Linked DNA regions of Homo sapiens: region 1 is linked to region 2. A link is a loop called in an ENCODE intact Hi-C map of the cell type or tissue named here. Cell type or tissue: stomach. All regions are shown on one strand. Links, peaks and the distances in the headings refer to the core of each region. The heading gives the core; the rest is flanking DNA.

The links. Hi-C counts contacts between places; a loop is a spot of excess contacts. Peaks named below come from ENCODE experiments on the same cell type or tissue, not always from the same donor. Only the 100,000 strongest peaks of a DNase experiment are listed, where the experiment ranks them.
Region 1: a loop joins it to region 2, with 3 times the contacts of the local background. A loop is called at or near these places in 80 of 110 quality-filtered maps.

The regions. Positions count from the first base shown.
Region 1 is chr1:93,845,502-93,854,164 of GRCh38, forward strand. It overlaps MIR760 (microRNA 760), which reads left to right and starts at 1,331; the gene lies at 1,331-1,410. TRR-TCT1-1 (tRNA-Arg (anticodon TCT) 1-1) reads left to right here and starts at 2,072; the gene lies at 2,072-2,156. It also overlaps a transcript of BCAR3 not described here. RefSeq lists enhancers at 622-751, 1,427-2,217, 2,432-2,481 and silencers at 882-941, 1,032-1,411, 1,592-1,731. In stomach, for the core only: CTCF peaks have their summits at 848 and 5,441 (motif pointing left); DNase peaks (open chromatin) are centred at 880, 1,150, 2,060 and 2,460; H3K4me3 peaks cover 2,528 bases; H3K27ac peaks cover 2,405 bases.
Region 2 is chr1:93,625,882-93,634,544 of GRCh38, forward strand. All of the region lies in intron 3 of BCAR3 (BCAR3 adaptor protein, NSP family member), which reads right to left. Among named protein-coding and RNA genes, the nearest start is that of BCAR3-AS1, 38 kb to the left of the region's middle. In stomach, for the core only: CTCF peaks have their summits at 3,751 (motif pointing right) and 5,873; a DNase peak (open chromatin) is centred at 3,800.

The DNA of each region.
Region 1 (8,663 bases), core at 523-8,522, 220 kb after region 2:
AAAACTTTGTTTACATTAGAGTATAATTAAATAGGCCTGGCACCAATCAGGGCTCTGCCACTTACTGTTTGGAGAAGCGATTCACAATTCGCATCCTTGCACGTTCTTCCTAGATGTGCCAAGAATGCAAGACCCTGATCACGCTTTACTTGGGCCATTTCTCAGCGTTGTGTTTGCAGCGAGCAATCTTGAGGGATGAGGTAATGTCTCCCTATGGAACAAAGAGCAGGCTTGCTTACTGCTCACTATAACATGGTGGGTTCCCCAAGCTCAGCATTCCTCTTCTGTAATGCAACCCATCTTGTGTGTAAGCATGCATCTGGGCCCGTGTGCTTCGTTCCTGTGAGAACTGGGGTCCAGGGAGCCAACTCAAAAATGGTGATACTCTGGCTATTGCTTTTGTTGTAATAGTCTTTTATCTCTGACTCAGAAGTCTGGTGTGTTCTGTCAGCATTCATGAAACCGTGAAAGCTAACGTGTTAGTTTGCAAACATAACAAAATATGATTCATCACAGTTCTCCACGCTCACTAGCTGGGCGTCCCTACACGAGTTTTTTAACCTCTCTTAGCTGCAGTTTCCCTTCTTTATATTATAAAGGGGACGGTGGTGTGTATGTACCCGCCCCATAGCTTCGTCTTGGGGTTAAGTAAGACTGTAAAATCCCTACCACACTGGACTCTTCCCAGGACTTCCCTTTCCCTCTTTGAACTCTGCCAGAGACTATTCTGCATTTGAGGCCTGGCGATGCTGGGCAGGGGCGGGTATGGGTGAAGCACAGGGTGGGCCGCGGCTGGCGGGTTTGGTGCAGAAACGGGCTGTGGCCGAGCCGAGAAAGCGCGCCCAGCGGCCGCCCTGCGAATCCTCCGTAGGCGGGGCCGGGACTGCTGTGAGCTAATAGGAACGGGGGCCGGGCGTTCGGTCTCGCCGCTGCAGTCGCAGAGCAACCACGCGGCTTTGACCGTCTATTTCAAAGGGCTTCGGGGTCTTGCGGATGGGGATCACTGCGGGCACTGGAAACCTGCCGGCCCCCACCCAGCCGCCTCTCAGATTCGTGGCGACCGCACCCTTCTGGGCAGCGGCGCCAGGCCCGCTGCCGTCCCCACCGCTCGCAGCCACCAGGAAACCCCGCGGCCGCGCTCGAGCGCGCGCCCTCCGACCACATGCACCCGCATACGCATGCTCCCAGCGCTCCCACGCGTGCTGACACCCTCCCGGCTTCCGCCCACGCAGTCGCGGGCCCCGGGCGCGCGGGCTCGGGGCAGCTGCGCGGCGTCCTTGGAGGCAGGTGCTGGCGGCAAGACGAGCTCTCGGAGGATGCTGCGGCGCGGGGCGCGTCGCCCCCCTCAGTCCACCAGAGCCCGGATACCTCAGAAATTCGGCTCTGGGTCTGTGGGGAGCGAAATGCAACCCAAACCCCGTTTTTCGAACCCCGCGCAAATAAACACGCACAAGCACGCACACAGACGTCGCGCGGCGGCGCTCGCGCGCAGGTCCAGCCGCGGCTGGGTCGGGCGCGGCGGCCGGGCGCGAGGGAAGAGCCCAGGCCCGAGAGGGGTCGCCGCTTACGTCTCGCAGCCCGAGGGGAGGCCGCTCGGCCTCGGCCGCTCACAGGCGCGACGTAAAGGCCCGGCGTCACCGGCCCGGCTTAACGGTGCAACGGCTGGCCTGGGCCTGCAACTCTGGGGTCCCGGCCGGGCTGGAGCGGCCGCCGGAGAGACCTGGTAGGCGGGGCGCTTGGGGCAGGAAGGGAGCCGGGGAGGGAAAAGCGCGACTGTGATTCGTACGGCTGGGCCCGGACCGTGAAGGGGACCGGGTTGCGGCTGCCCTCACACCGACCAGGTGGGACCGTCGGACTGCGGCCGCCCTTGGCTCAACTGGGTCGCCGACCTTGTTGAGGGGCGACCACTGCGGGGAGACCGAGAGCCTGCGGCTGGCGTTTGAGGCGGATGGCAGTGCCCTGAGCGCGGCGGCTGGGTCTCGGTGACACTGACGACGGGAGGCGCGGTCGGAAGAGCGCGGGGCCGTCGCCTCTGGCTTAACATAGCAGATGCGCTGAGACTCCAACAGGTGGCTCCGTGGCGCAATGGATAGCGCATTGGACTTCTAGAGGCTGAAGGCATTCAAAGGTTCCGGGTTCGAGTCCCGGCGGAGTCGTAACGCTTTTTTCCCTCCCCCCTACAATTTATTTTCTGCCTCCATCATGTCTCTTATTTTTTTTTTTTGCTAAACGGTTTAACTTCTCTCTCATTCCCTGCTCTCGCAGTTCACTGCATTCGGTTCTTGCGGTCCTTTCTTAAGCGGCTCGCAGGGTCCCGAGCCCCTCAGCTCCCCGGGCCTCGGTGGCCCAGGGCCCAGCTCAGCCGACTGGGCAGTCGATGTAGGTCCTGAGAAGAGCGGCGGCGGCGGCGGCGGCGGCGGCGAAGGAAAAGCGACACTGAAGCGAAGGCTCGCGGTTTCGGCCTAAAGGAAAGTGCAGGGGAGGCCCGGGTCTCGGGTGACACCCCCACGCCTTGAGCGGGACTGTGGTTGCGAGGGAGGGACGAGAAAACACGCCTACGCCCTGCGTGCGCTGTGCTGACTACCTCTCCAGCATGGAGGCTTCCAGATGAGCAGACACCCGAATCCCAGCGGGAGCCCGTCAAAAATGGAGATTTCTGCCGTCACTCTGGGACTCTTAATTCGGTCCGTCTGGGGTGGGGCCCAGGAATCTGCATTTCTGATAAGGTCACCCGCTCCCCTCCCCCATTATTCCAGTGCAAAGAGGTCCTAGGCCCAGTGCCCATCAGCTCCTCAAGACAGGAATTACTATATCTTTTTCTGACAACTGTTAACTTTGTACAAGGTTAGCAAATAAATCCAGGAATGAATGGAATCTTAAAACTCGTAAAACAACAATGAAAGGTAATTCACACAAAAGATACAAAATCCAAAATTGTCAAAAAAGATACAGGGAAAAGTAAACATCCATGTTATTCCTATAGTCCAGCCTTGCAATTCTCTCCACAAGCCATTAGTGGTAATGGTTTCTTGGAAATATTTTCAGATTTATTTTATGCCCATATCAGCATTTTTAACATCTTTTGTCATAAATATGTCGTAAATAACAATGTTATTGATACATATCCTTTTAAAAACACAATGGTAGTATGCTATACTGGCTTGTTTTACTTATGAATATATGTAGAGCTGCCTCGTTCCATTGTACGTATGTATGGTAATGATTTAACAGTCCCTAATAGCTGGACATTTAGATTGCCAGTATTTTCCTATTACAAACAATGCATCAGTGAACATCCTTGTTCTTTTATTATTGTACACAAGTACAGGTACATCTATCTGTAGGATAGATTCCTAGAAAGTTGAATTGCTGGTTCAAAGGTTTGTGCGTTCTTAATCTGTACATTTTTTAATATATATTGGCAAATTGCCCCATAGAGATTGTATCCATTTTTCTCTCCTTAGCAATGTGTGAGAGTGCCTGTTTCCCCACAACTCACAAAAGGTGGTTTCTAGCTGTGATTTTAATTCGTCTCTTATATTGATTTTTTAAAATTTGTATTTATATTATTATTATTATTATTTGAGACAGGGTCTTGTTCTGTTGCCCAGACTGGAGTGCAGTGGCACTATCACAGCTCATTGCACCCTCAACGTCCTGGGCTCAAGCAGTGCTTCCACCTCAGCCTCCCAAATAGTTGGAAGTACAGGCACATGCCAACACACCCGGCTAATTTTAAAATTTTTTGTAGAGATGGGGGTCACTCTATGTTGTCTAGGCTGGTCTTGAACTCCTGGACTCAAGAAATCCTCCCATCTTGGCCTCCCTAAGTGCTGGGATGACAGACAGGAGCTACTACGCCTGGACTGTGTCTTTTATTATGAATCAAGATGAGTACCTTTCCATACAGAGAATAATTTGTAATTTTTTTCCTGTGATTTATCTGTTCTTGAGTTGTGTTCATTTTTCTGTGGTATGATGGAAAACAGCCCTTTGTGATATATGTTACACTTATTCTTTTTCAGTCTTTTTGTCGTTTGACTTTGTTTATGGTATTTTGTTTTGTTTTTCTGTCTTACAGAAATTCATGATTCATGTATTTGGATTTATCAGTCTTTTATGGCTTCTAGGTTTGGGGCCATAATACACTCAGATTATTAAGTTATTTCTTTAATGGCTTTATTTTTATGGTTTTGTTTATCTTTGCTTCATCTGGAATGTGTTTTTGTATAAGGAGTGAAGTGGAAGTTTTGTCCCAAAATCACTTTTAATGAACACTCCTTCTTTTCTACACGATGTCATTTGAAATGCCACATTTATAATTTTTTTTTTTGAGACAGAGTCTTGCTCTGTTGCCCAGGCTGGAGTGCAGCGGCACAAATCTCAGTTCACTGCAACCTCCACCTCCCAGGTTCAAGCAATTCTCTTGCCTCAGCCTCCTGAGTAGCTGGGATTACAGGTGCATGCCACTACGCCCGGCTAATTTTTGTATTTTTAGTAGAGACGGGGTTTCGCTATGTTGGCCAGGCTGGTCTGGAACTCCTGAGCTCAGGCGATCCATCTGCCTCTGCCTCCTAAAGTGCTGGGATTACAGGCAAGAGCCACCACATCCGGCCCACATTTATAATTTTCTAAATTCCCACATGCATATGGGTTTCTGGATTCTCTGCTGCATATGGGTTTCTGGATTCTCTGCTCTATTCCACTGACTTTTCTGTTAATTTTGATTCACCAGAACTGTGCTGTTTTACCATTTAGTAGGGTCAGTCCTTGTAGGGTCCAGCCCCACAGGGTCAGTGGGTTTTCGCCCCATGTGTGGAGACGAGAGATTGTAGAAATAAAGACACAAGACAAAGAGATAAAAGACAGCTGGGCCTGCGGGACCACTACCACCAAGATGCGGAGACCAGTAGTGGCCCGAAATGCCAGGCTGCGCTGATATTTATTGGATACAAGACAAAGGGACAGGGTAAGGAGTGTGAGCCATCTCCAATGATAGGTAAGGTCACATGGGTCACGTGTCCACTGGACAGGGGGCCCTTCCCTGCCTGGAAGCCGAGGCAGAGAGAGAGGGAGAGAGGAGACAGCTTGTGCCATTATTTCTGCATATCAGAGACTTTTAGTACTCTCAGTAATTTGCTACTGCTATCTAAAAGGCAGAGTCAGGTGTACAGGATGGAACATGAAAGCAGACTAGGAGCGTGACCAGTGAAGCACAGCATCACAGGGAGATGGTTAGGCCTAGTCAGGCCCTCCACAAGAGGTAAAGGAGTAGAGTTGTCTCTAAACTCCCCTGGGGAAAGGGAGACTCCCTTTCCCAGTCTGCTAAGTAGCAGGTGTTTTTCCTGGACAGCGACGCTACCGCTAGACCATGGTCTGCTTGGCAACGGGCGTCTTCCGAGACGCTGGTGTTACCGCTAGACCAAGGAGCCCTCTGGTGGCCCTGTCTGGGCATAACAGAAGGCTTGCACTCTTGTCTTCTGGTCACTTCTCACTATGTCCCCTCAGCTCCTATCTCTGTATGGCCTGGTTTTTCCTAGGTTATGATTATAGAGTAAGGATTATTATAATATTGGAATAAAGACTAATTGCTACAAACTAATGATTAATGATATTCATATATAATATCTATGATCTATAGTATAACTATTCTTATTTTATATATTTTATTATACTGGAACAGCTCATGCCCTCGGTCTCTTGCCTCAGCACCTAGGTGGCTTGCCACCCACAAGTCCTCTCTTGTTACTCTTTTGTTTTTTTAAACATTTTTCTACTCATTCTTGAATTATTATTTTTCCTCAGTGAATAATAATAGCACTTATTTGGCATTTGTTATATGACAGGTACTATTCTCAGTGCTCTATGTATCTTCATTTAATCCTCCTGACAGCCCTACCAGGCAGATACTATTATCCCCTTTCATGGAAGAGGCATCTGAGACAGAGAGGTTAAGTAACTTGTGCAAGGATACACAGCTAATAAGCAACAAGCCTGGATGAGAACCCAGAAAGGCTGGGTCTATGGGTAAAACCACAATTCCTTATCATCTTTTCACATGAGCTTTAGCTACAGCTAGTCTGGCTCTAATTTTAGGAGGTATTTTTGTTGGAGTCATGTTATATTTATAGATTAAAATAGAATTGGGCCAGGTGCTGTGGCTCATGTCTGTAATACCAGCACTTTGGGAGGCCAAGGCAGGTGGATTACTTGAGGCCAGGAGTTTGAGATGAGTTTGGCCAACGTGGCGAAACCCCGTCTCTACAAAAAATATAAAAATTAGGTGGGCATGTTGGCACATGCCTGTAATCCCAGCTGCTTGGGAGGCTGAGGCACGAGAATCGCTTGAACCTGGGAGGTGGAGGTTGCAGTGAGCTGAGATCGCACCACTGCACTCTAGCCTGGGTGACAGAGCCAGATGAGAGAGAGAGAGAGAGGGAGGGAGGGAGGGAGGAGAGGGAGGGAGGGAGGAGGGGGAGGGAGAGAGGGAGGGAGGGAGGGAAGAGAGGAGAGAGAGAGAGAAAATGAGAATTGAACTAATTAGGATGTTGAGTCTTCCTGTGTAAGAGCAGCAGGAGGAAATAAAGAACAGCTATGCCTTTTCATTTTCAGTCCTGTGCTCTTCTGGAGTGTGTTAAATATAAATCTTGATTTTTTTAACTTTATTTCCAGATAGTTTATCTTTTTTGTTGGAATCCTTTCCTCCACTATATTTTGTAACTGGTTATTATTTATATATAAGAAGGCTTTTGATATTTTAAATAATTTTATATCTCATTAAATTATCTTACTATTTAAAATAGTTTTTCAGTTCTAAATCACAATGAGATACCACTTCACACCCAGTAGGAAGGCTGTAATAAAAAAGACGACAATACAAGCATTGGCAAGGATTGGAACCCTCATTCATTGCCAGTGGGGATGTAAAATGTGTGGCCTCTTTGGAAAACAGTTTGGCAATTCCTCAAAAAATTAAATATTAGAGTTACCATAGGACCCAGCAATTCCACTCCTAGGCATATCCCCAAGAGAACTAAAAACATGTCCACACAAAAATGTGTATAGGAATATCCATAACAACATTATTTTTGTTGCGGTGGTTGAGACAGGGTCTCGCTGTGTTGTCCACGCTGGAGTGCAGTGGAGTGCAGTGGCATGATCACAGCTCACTGCAGCCTCGACCTCCTGAGCTGAAGGGAGCCTCCCATCTCAGCCTCCCAAGTAGCTGGGACTACAGGCGTGCACCACCATGCTTGGCTAATTTTTGTATTTTTTGTAGAGAATGGGTTTCACCGTGTTACCCCAGGCTGGTCTCGAACTTCTGGGCTCGAGTGATTCGCCTGCCTCAACCTTCCAAAGTGCTGGGATTACAGGTGTGAACCACCATGCCCGGCTAGCATTGTTTTTAATAACCAGAAAGTAAAAATAATCCAAATGTCCATCAAATGATGATTGGATACACAAGATCTGGTATACCTATTTGATGAAATATTATTCAGCAAAAAAAGGAATGAAGTAGTGATTCATGTTACAATATTAATAAGCCTTGAAAACATGCTAAATGAAAGAAGCCAATCACAAAAGACCACATATTGTATGATTCCATTTATATGAAATGTCTAAAATAGGCAAATCCATAGAGACAGAAAGTAAATTAGCGGTTGCCAGGAATTGGGAATGGGGAGAATGTGAAGTGACTGACTGCTAATGGGTATGGGGTTTCTTTCTGGGATGATGAAAATGTTCTGGAAGTAGTGGTGATAGTTGCACAACTGTGAATATACAAAAATCCATTGTATTATACACTTTTCAAATGGGTGAATTTTATGATAAGTGAGTTATATCTCAATTTAAAAAAGGAAAAATAGTTTTTCAGTTGACTAAGTTGTGTTATCTAGAAATAGCCTCAAATTATAAGTTTACTTTTTCCTTTCTAATTTTTATGCTTACTATTATTTTTCTTGTAATAGCATTAGCTAGTACAGTAATCCAGAAAATGTTAAATAATTTTTCATGATAATGGTGATAGTGGACTTCTTTGACTTGTTCCTGGTCATTATAGAAATAGAAATGCTTCTTCACTAAGCATGATGCTGGCTTTTGGGGTTGGTGTGGCATGAGCACACACATGTTTTATCACATTAAGAAAATACCTATCCCTATTTCTTTATAATCTATGGAGATTTTTCTTTGATCTCATATTGCGTGATATATTAACAGATTTTGTAATATTTAACTCATTTTACATTCTTGAAATGATCCTACCTGGTTGTGGTGTATACTTATTTTAATATTCTAACATTTTACAATTTTTGCATAGTTAGAAAAATTGACATTTATTTATCATAAAATGAATAGCATGTACAGCATTGTTTGTAATGGCTCCCAAATTGGAAATAATCTAGATGTTCATCAATAATAGTCTGTTTAAAGAAAGTGTGGTAGAGACATAGAATTAAATACAACGCAGACATTTTAAAAATGAGAAATATCTATATATATTGCTATATCCAAGAATATCCAAGATTATGTGAAAAAAGAAGATATGCAGATGAATATTTTAAATGAGATTCCATTTGTGTTAAATAATGCCCATAGTAACAGTAGAAATTATGTATGTTTACTCCTATCACTGTGCATGCATAGATGATTTCCCGAAAGAT
Region 2 (8,663 bases), core at 433-8,432:
CGCACTTCCAGCCTGTCCCAAGTAAATGGATCCCTGCAACAAATTTCTCCCTCGACTACACTTGCATACTCAGGCAGAGCACCTTGCCATAACCCAGCCTTGGCCTCACCAAGCTTGGGGTTTTCAGAGTTTTAATATAAAGCAATGAGAGGAGAGTTACAATTGCTTCTGGCCTAGCACTTTATAGTATATGATGAGCAACCAGATCTTTACAGTATATCATGACTTGGTTATGTTACATAGAGTTAGCATTTCCAGAGGTGTCACAATCCACTCCACTGCAAGGAACAGGCCCACAATTGAGAACCCTTACTTCAAGGATTGACTCTCAATTTTTTCCTTACTTTTAAATGAAAATTTAATGTCTTTCCTACATTAAAAACAAGTCTCTTTAAATGTAAATGCAACTGTTGGGCAAGCTGAGCTTAAAAGTAAACTTTGCTAGAGAAATAAATATGGATTTAGATAAACAAGAGGGGATTATTTGTGTTTTAAGTGTTTTTGCAGCTTTTAGTCTCTTAAGTAGCAAAAGACCCTCTGGTACAGTGGTGCTCAAAGTGTGTTCCACAGGCTGATCTGCAGGCTGGGGGGTCTTCTGGGGGTCTGAGAGGTCAAAACTTATTTTCATAATAATACAGAGACATTTTTTGCCTGTTTCACTGGGTTGACATTTATACTGGTGGTGCAAAAGCTATGATGGGTTAATTCCTGGTGCCTCAGCACAAAGCAAGGCAGAGGCACCAAACTCTACCAGGGGCCATTGCACTCTTGACTCCCATTGGCTCAAAGAATTGAAGAAAAATAGCCAGTTCCACCTAGAAGTCTTTGATGAAGCAGTGAGAATTACTCACTTTATTAAATATGGGCCCTCGAGTACATGTCTCTTTAGTATTCTATACAATGCAACAGGACATGCACAGAAAACAATTCTGCTGTGTTTCCAAGCACAGAGTTTGTGTGAAGGAAAAGCAACTGTGCAATTGAATTGTGGGCTCAACTAGCTGCTTTTTCATAGAGCACAATTTTTACTTCAAAGAATGTCTGACAAACTTGGTTATTCAGACTCGGGTATTTATTTGGCAGCCATTTTCTGAAAAACGAACAAAGTGAGCCTGTTACTTCAAGGAAAACAACAGACAGTGTTTGTTGCCAATGATAAAATTCCAGGTTTCAAGTGAAAATTAGAATTTTGGAAAACTTGTATTCACCACATGAGTTTGACAGCTTTCCAATACTTTAATGATTTTTCTGATGAGATCGGTGGTCATATTAATGAATGTGAGTTCTGATATTACATAGTGAAATATGTAACATTTATAAGATCTGCATAACTCGTAAACCAATATTTTTCAAATGGCCAATGCATGATGATATAAACTCATGCATGGGTAAAAGATCCATTCAAATTGCAAGAGAGATCCATTCAAATTGAATTTTAAGGAAATAAAACAAGTTCATTGACAGGATTTCAGAGTCCACATTGCAGTTAACTTTTAAGGAACTACAACTTGTTGAACTCTAGTATCAAAGACCAACAACTATAATGATCTGAAGAGGCTATTAAAATACTCCTCCCTTTCTGAACTGCATACCTGTGCAGGGCCACATTATTTGAGACTTCAACCAAAGTAACACAAAACAACAGAGTGAACACCGAAGCAAATATAAGAATCAAGTTGTGTTCTATCAGACACTAAAGAGATGTGCAAATATGTAAAACAATGTCATTCTTACCACAAATGTACATTCACTGGTATATAATGGGTTTATTCTTATTTTTAAATGAATTACATGAAATGCTCATCAAGTAAAAATAAGTTAAATAAACATTTTAAAATATTCCATTTTAATTTCTAACATGATGAGTATCAATAGCTAGAAGTCACATAACAAAAACTTTTTAGGGTCCTCAATAATTTAAAAAGTCTTGAGACAAATGAATTTAAGAACTTCTGCTCTAATATTTAAGTTACTTGCTTTACATAATTTTGATTGAGCCATAAGTTTTCAGTATCTTACCTATGGAGTAGACTAAGGGATATAATTACAGGGGTGTTTTTATTTTTATAAGTAACTATCATAAAAACACTATTAGAAAAAAATTAGAAACTGAGAAAAATGTAAGAAACGACAAATAAAAAAAACTTTCGGTTGCCAAGAAGTTTTATTTTGACCCATTATGTGACACTGAATCATTCTACTCCTAGATTTTTATCTTCTGAAAATTCTTACACTAACGCACACCAAGCCACCTCCACTGACAACAGCACCATCCTACCAGTGTCAAGCATGGCTCCTCTCTTCTCCCACCTCATGTCCAATCCATCAGGAAGTGCTGATGGCTCTGCCTTCACGTTACATTCCTAGAACCCCCTTATTTACCACCTCCCCTGCTCTCACAGGTCCAAACTACCATCATCTCTCATCTGGACAATCACAGTAGCCTCCTCACTGGTCTCCCTGCTTCTGCCCCTGTCCCCTGCAGTCTAGCAGCAACACAGAAGCCAAAGTGAACCTGAGATGCCTCCCATCTCATTCCAGAAAAAATTGAAGTCTTTACTCTGACACACAATCCCTCGCACATCACCTTCTGCCACTCTAACACCAGCTGCTTTCACCAGCTCCAGCCTCTGGCCTCCTCGTTCCTCCATGGAAGAGGCGGACCCTGGCTTCAAAGCCTTGCCCTTCTTCTTCCCCTTAGACATTACAGTTGACTTGTATTTCCACTCAAAAGTCACCTTCTTGGTGAGGCCCTTCCCTGGTCACCCTATCTAAAATTTAATGTCCCCTTACTCCAACTTTCATAGCTGCTTTCCCTGATGCATCTTTTCTGCTAAGCACTCATCGTCAGCTAACAGGATTGACTTGACTGTCTTTCTTATTGTCTTTCCAGTCCTCCACCCCCAGAGTAAAAGCTCCACAGGGGCAGGGATATTGTTTTGTTCACTGCTGTATCCTCAGCCCCTGGAACAGTGACCAGCACAGGGAAGAGACTCAACAAATACTTACTAAATGACTATGTACTAACCACAAAATTGTTTCTAACAGAACATTAGCAAAACCCAAATGTCAGTAGGCAACTAGTTAACTATAACTGTATTTCATACAATGGAATACTGGGTACCCATTCGAAAGAAGGAGGGAGGCCCATACGTTTAATATGGAATGATGTCCAATGAAAAAAGCAAGTTGCAAAGTTATATGTAGTTAGACAGTTTGGCAATAAATAAAATTCCTCCCAAACTCATTTCTTAACGTGATCTTCTTCTCGGAATCTCTTTTCCCATTCAAGCAACATGGAGCACCTACTGCTTCTCCCAAGGCTCCTCCCACTGTTCTCTCCTGCTCCAGTCAGCCTGGGCACACGCTGTCTCCCAGGCATGGAGTCTTCTGCCTTACCCAATACCAGCATCCTTCCTGCCAAGCCGAGATGTTTTTTCAGATACCAAATCACAATTCAAATACAAGTTGTTCCCAGGAAACTTCTTGGTTACCGGAGGTAACACTTTGGGCCAAATGCAAACCTCCTATCTCAAAATCTACATACAGTATCATAGCATTTTAGAGCTCTTCATTCAAGAACATTGACAATTAATTCTAATAATAAAATTCCTTGACAATTTAAATCTGCATTTTCATGTATTGTAAACACAGCTCTTCTTTCTGAAGTTGAATACAAGTCCTGACATGCTATTACATTTAATATTAAAAGCTCTTAGAATATTTAGAAACCGAATTGTAGCCAAATGCTGAACTGTTGTGACACTGATGAGCACTAGAGGGCAGAGCTTAACAGCAAATGATTCTAAAGCTAGCAATCCAGGCCTCTCGTTTTGGTGTTGAAGTTACTGACTCCCTATAGTTAACAAGATCTCCCAAAGAGTAGATAGGTCTAAGTCATAGAAGTTGCCAGAACTACACTTTTAAAAACAGTGTATATCTCTGCCCAAATATGTGAGTATTTAAGGTGACAACAGCAACCCCACAGTTTTTATCCTGTACCAGGTGGGCAAGAGAAGGTAGACTGAGGTTAGGTGCGGGAACCTCTTTGCTGTTTTGCAATAAAAACACCGAAGGATTTCTGGAAAAATTTTAGAGACATCAGCATTACCTGCTTTGCAAAATATAAAATTTTTAGAACAACCTCATTCCCCCTTCCCTAAATTTAAGTGCCCAGTGTGTGTACATTTTAAAATAACTGAAGAGTACAATTGGATTGTTTGTAACTCAAAGGATAAATGGTGATGGATGCCCCATTTACCCTGATGTGATTATTACACATTGTATGCCTGTATCAAAATATCTCATATACACCTACTCTGTACTCACAAAAATTAAAAATTAAAATAAACGCCCTTGTGCATCTGGTGTGGGTGCTCACTCACTAAACAAAAGAAGGGTCTTTGTCCTCAGGACTCACATGCTAGTGAGAAGTCTTATTTTTAAAAGTAAACAAATAAGGCCGGGTGTGGTGGCTCAAACCTGTAATCTCAGCACTTTGGGAGGCCAAGGCAGGCGAATCACTTGAGCTCACAAGTTTGAGACCAGCCTGGCCAACATGATGGTGAAACCAGGTCTCTAAAAAAAAAAAAAAATACAAAAATCAGCCAGGTGTGATGGTGCATGCCTGTAGACCCAGCTACTCATGAGGCTGAAGTGGGAGGATGGCTTGAGCCTGGGAGGCAGAAATTACAGTGAGCTGAGATTGCGCCACTGCACTCCAGCCTGGGTGACAAAGCCAGACCTTGTTTCAAAAAAAATAAAATAAATAAAATTTGGGACAAATGAGGATAATATACAGAGTAATGAGATAGTGACTTGGGGACTGCTTTTAGTACGGATGTCAGGGAAGGCTGTTCTGAGGCAGTGAAATGTGTCAAATGAACCAGCCATATAGCTGGTATTTACTGAGTGCTAAGTACATGTGGGGCACTGTGCTAAGAACTAAGAACTTCACATGTATTCACTGTTTAATCCCCGATCTTCCCATTTACTGTTAAGGAAATTGAGCTCCAGAGAACTTCAGTAACTTGCCCAAGGTCATACAACCAAGAAACGGCTAAAACCGGGCTCTGGATTTGTATTAGTTTCCAGGACTGCCAAGACCAATTACCACAAACTTGGCTACTTTAAAATAGAAATGTTTCTATTGTCTCACAGCTCTGGAGGCTAAAAATCCTATATAAAGTATCCGGAGGGCCACAATGGCTCCAAAGGTTGCAGGGAGGAGCCTGCCTTGCCTCTTCCTCACCTCTGGTGGTTGCTAGCACTCCTCGGCTTGCAGACTCATCCCCCAGTCTCTATCTGTCCTCACATGGCCTTCTCCCTCTACACCTGTGTCTGGTCCAAATCTTCTTCTTATAAGGACACCAGTCAGTGGATTAGGGCCCATCCTTGTCAAATATGACCTCATCTTAATTTGATTATATCTGCAATGACCCTATTTCCCAATAAGGTCACCATTCACAGTTACTGGGGGTTAAGACTTCAACATATCGCTTTTGGGGGACACAATTCAACCCACAGCAGTGTCCTAGCACTCACTCCAAACCTCTCAGCTATTCTGCCTCAGAACCTTCCAGGCCAATGGGAAGGCAAAGCCCCAGAGACACTAGGGAAAGCCAGGGTGGCAGAGGACAGTGACTATTGGGGTGGCAGGAGATGAGGTTAGAGGTGGACAGGCCACACCAGATTCGAAGTCCAATATGGAGCTGAGTCCCGTCAGAAGCCACAGTTTCAATTCTTGCCTGCCTGTTAGTTTTTGAGTCTCTCAGTCATCCCTACAGTTCGGGATCTCAGAAGAATCCTTCCTCGAGTTAGGGAGGATGGTGCCTCAGCTTCAAGGCTGATGCCTGCAGCACAGAATACAAATTCACACAGAATGTAAATCTGGTCTTATTCCTCTCACTGGCCAGACCATGTTCCTTTCAGCACCTCCAGAGGGCAGCTCCAGGGTTTGACCTTATCTCAAACCATCAAGTTCAGGAGGCCCAGTGAGAAGTCCCTTCTCTCTGACTTGTGGCACAAGAAAACCCATCTCAGGCTGCATGGACAAAGCAGTGTCTGGCCTGAGGAGTTATCCACGCAAGCCCCAGGCAGGAGCAGTCAGGGTTCAAGTACCCATGCTGCCCCCACACACCTGTTCATCCATCTGGGCTAAAGATGCCAGAACCGACCAGGGCAGCAGAGAGATGCTGCTCAGAGCTGACAGGTACACCTCATAAGATGCAGAGATGCGTCCAAATCCTGCACAGTGTGACAAAAGCACTATCCTTGTGATTGTGCAAGATCATAAAATTTGCCCAAGGACTCACTTTTGTTGAAAGCCTGTTATGCATTATTGGGAAGGCAAAACAGAAACAGCAAAGGTGCAAACAGCCTAGAGCAAGGGTCAGAAAACTCTGTAAAAGGTTCTGTTAGGCTTTTGAGGCCATAGTGTCACAACTACAGAGGCCCTAACTTAACAATGGTTCCACTGATTTTCAACTTTACGACGGTGCTGAAGTGATATATATTCAGTAGAAACTGTACTTCAAATTTTGAAATGTGATCTTTTCTGGCCTAGCAACATGCACTATGATACTCTTAGGTGATGCTGGGGTAAACTATAATATTCAGTAGGCTAAGCTATAATATTCTCTAGATTAGGTGTATTAAATGCATTTTCAACTTATGATATTTTCAATTGATGATGGGTTTATTGGGATGTAGCCCCATCGTAAGTGGAGTAGAATCTGTACTCAATCCCACCATTATAGGAAAAGCAGCCACAGACAATACATAAATGAATGGGCATTGCTGTGTTCCAATAAAACTATGGATGCACATAAAAACTGGAACTTTATGTAATTTTGCCACTCTTCTTTTGATTTTTAAGAAGCCATTTTAGCACTTCAGGAGGCCGAGGCAGTGGATCACCTGAGGTCAGGAGTTCAAGACCAGCCTGACCAACATGATGAAACCCCGTCTCTAATAAAAATATAAAAAATTAGCCAGGCGTGGTGGCGGGTGCCTATAATCCCAGCTACTTGGGAGGCTGAGGCAGGAGAATTGCTTGAACCTGGGAGGCAGAGGTTGCAGTGAGCCGAGATTGCATGGTTGCACTCCAGCCTGGGCAACAAGAGCGAAACTCCACATAAAAAAAAAGCCATATTAAAATATAAAATCCACTTTTAGCTTAGTGGTCATATAAAAATAGGTGGTGGGCTAGATTTGGTCTTAGGCTATAGTTTGCTGACCCCTTGGTCTAAAGATATCCACAAATGCTCGAAGATTAACGTCACTGTGGTAACAAGGTTTCCAAATGGACATCTCCTTTCCTCCCTATTTACTGGCTTCTGGCACAATGCTAGGTACTGGTGTGGTCCCAGGAACTGCCCCTAGCTTCTCTCCCTCACCTGCACCATTTACATCCTGTTAGAATCTCTCAGCTTCCCTAATAACTGGGTCTTAATTCTATCTCTAAAAGCCCTTCACCATGTGGCCTAACTTTCCATTCCCACTGCGACTATCTCAGGTTAGGCTCCTGGTAACACTTTCTTCCCACCTGGTCTGACCTGACTGAACAATTACAAACACATGGTATATACTAAAAAATATCTGTTGAATGAGCCACTGCAGTCAAAAATCTTCAAGCTCGGCACTTTTTCCATCTCATCAAGGGTCTGGCCTCCCTGGTGTGGCCCATCTCAAAATGGAAAATTTCTCCTACTGAGGTGGCAGCACTTAAGGACTGAAATACAAGGCTTTAACTTGCCTTTTTTTGTCTGTTTTGATACACTCTGGCTCTATCGCCCAGTCTGGAGTGCAGTGGCGCAATCTTTGCTCACTGCAACCTCCACCTCTCAGGTTCAAGCAATTCTCCTGCCTCCGCCTCCCGAGTAGCTGGGATTACAGGCGCATGCCACCATGCCCGGGTAATTTTTGTATTTTTTTAGTTAGTAGTCAGGGGCTTCACCATGTTGGCCAAGCTGGTCTCGAACTCCTGACCTTGTGATCCGCCTGCCTCGGCCTCCCAAAGGGCGTGAGCCACCACACCCAGCCTAGCTTGCTTTTTAAGGTCAGGCTTATTGGGTATAATTTGCATTCAGCAAAAGTCACCCTTTTCAGTACAATTCCATGAGCACTGACAGCCAACCCCAGTTGGGTAACTACCACTACAATCACGATATTTCTATTTCTATCATCCCTGGAAGCTCCTTGGTGTACTTCATCTCTTCTCCAACCTCTTTTCAACCATTTATTTGTTTTCTGTCACTATAAGTTTTGCCTTTTCCAGAATATCATACAAATGTAATTTTAGAGTACGTAGCCTTTGAGACTGTCTACTTTCACTCAACGTAATGTATTCAAGATTCACCCATGATATGGTTTGGCTGTGTCCCCACCCAAATCTCATCTTGAATTCCCATGTGTTGTGGGAGGGACCTGGTGGGAGGTAATTGAATCATGGGGGCAGGTCTTTCCCATGCTGTTCTCATGATAGTGAATAAGTCTCATGAGATCTGATGTTTAAAATGGGGAGTTTTGGCTGGGCGCAGTGGCTCATGCCTATAATCCCAGCACTTTGGGAGGTCGAGGTGGGTGGATCATTTGAGGTCAGGAGTGCGAGACCAGGCTGGCCAACGTGGCAAAACCCCACCTCTACTAAAAATACAAAAAAA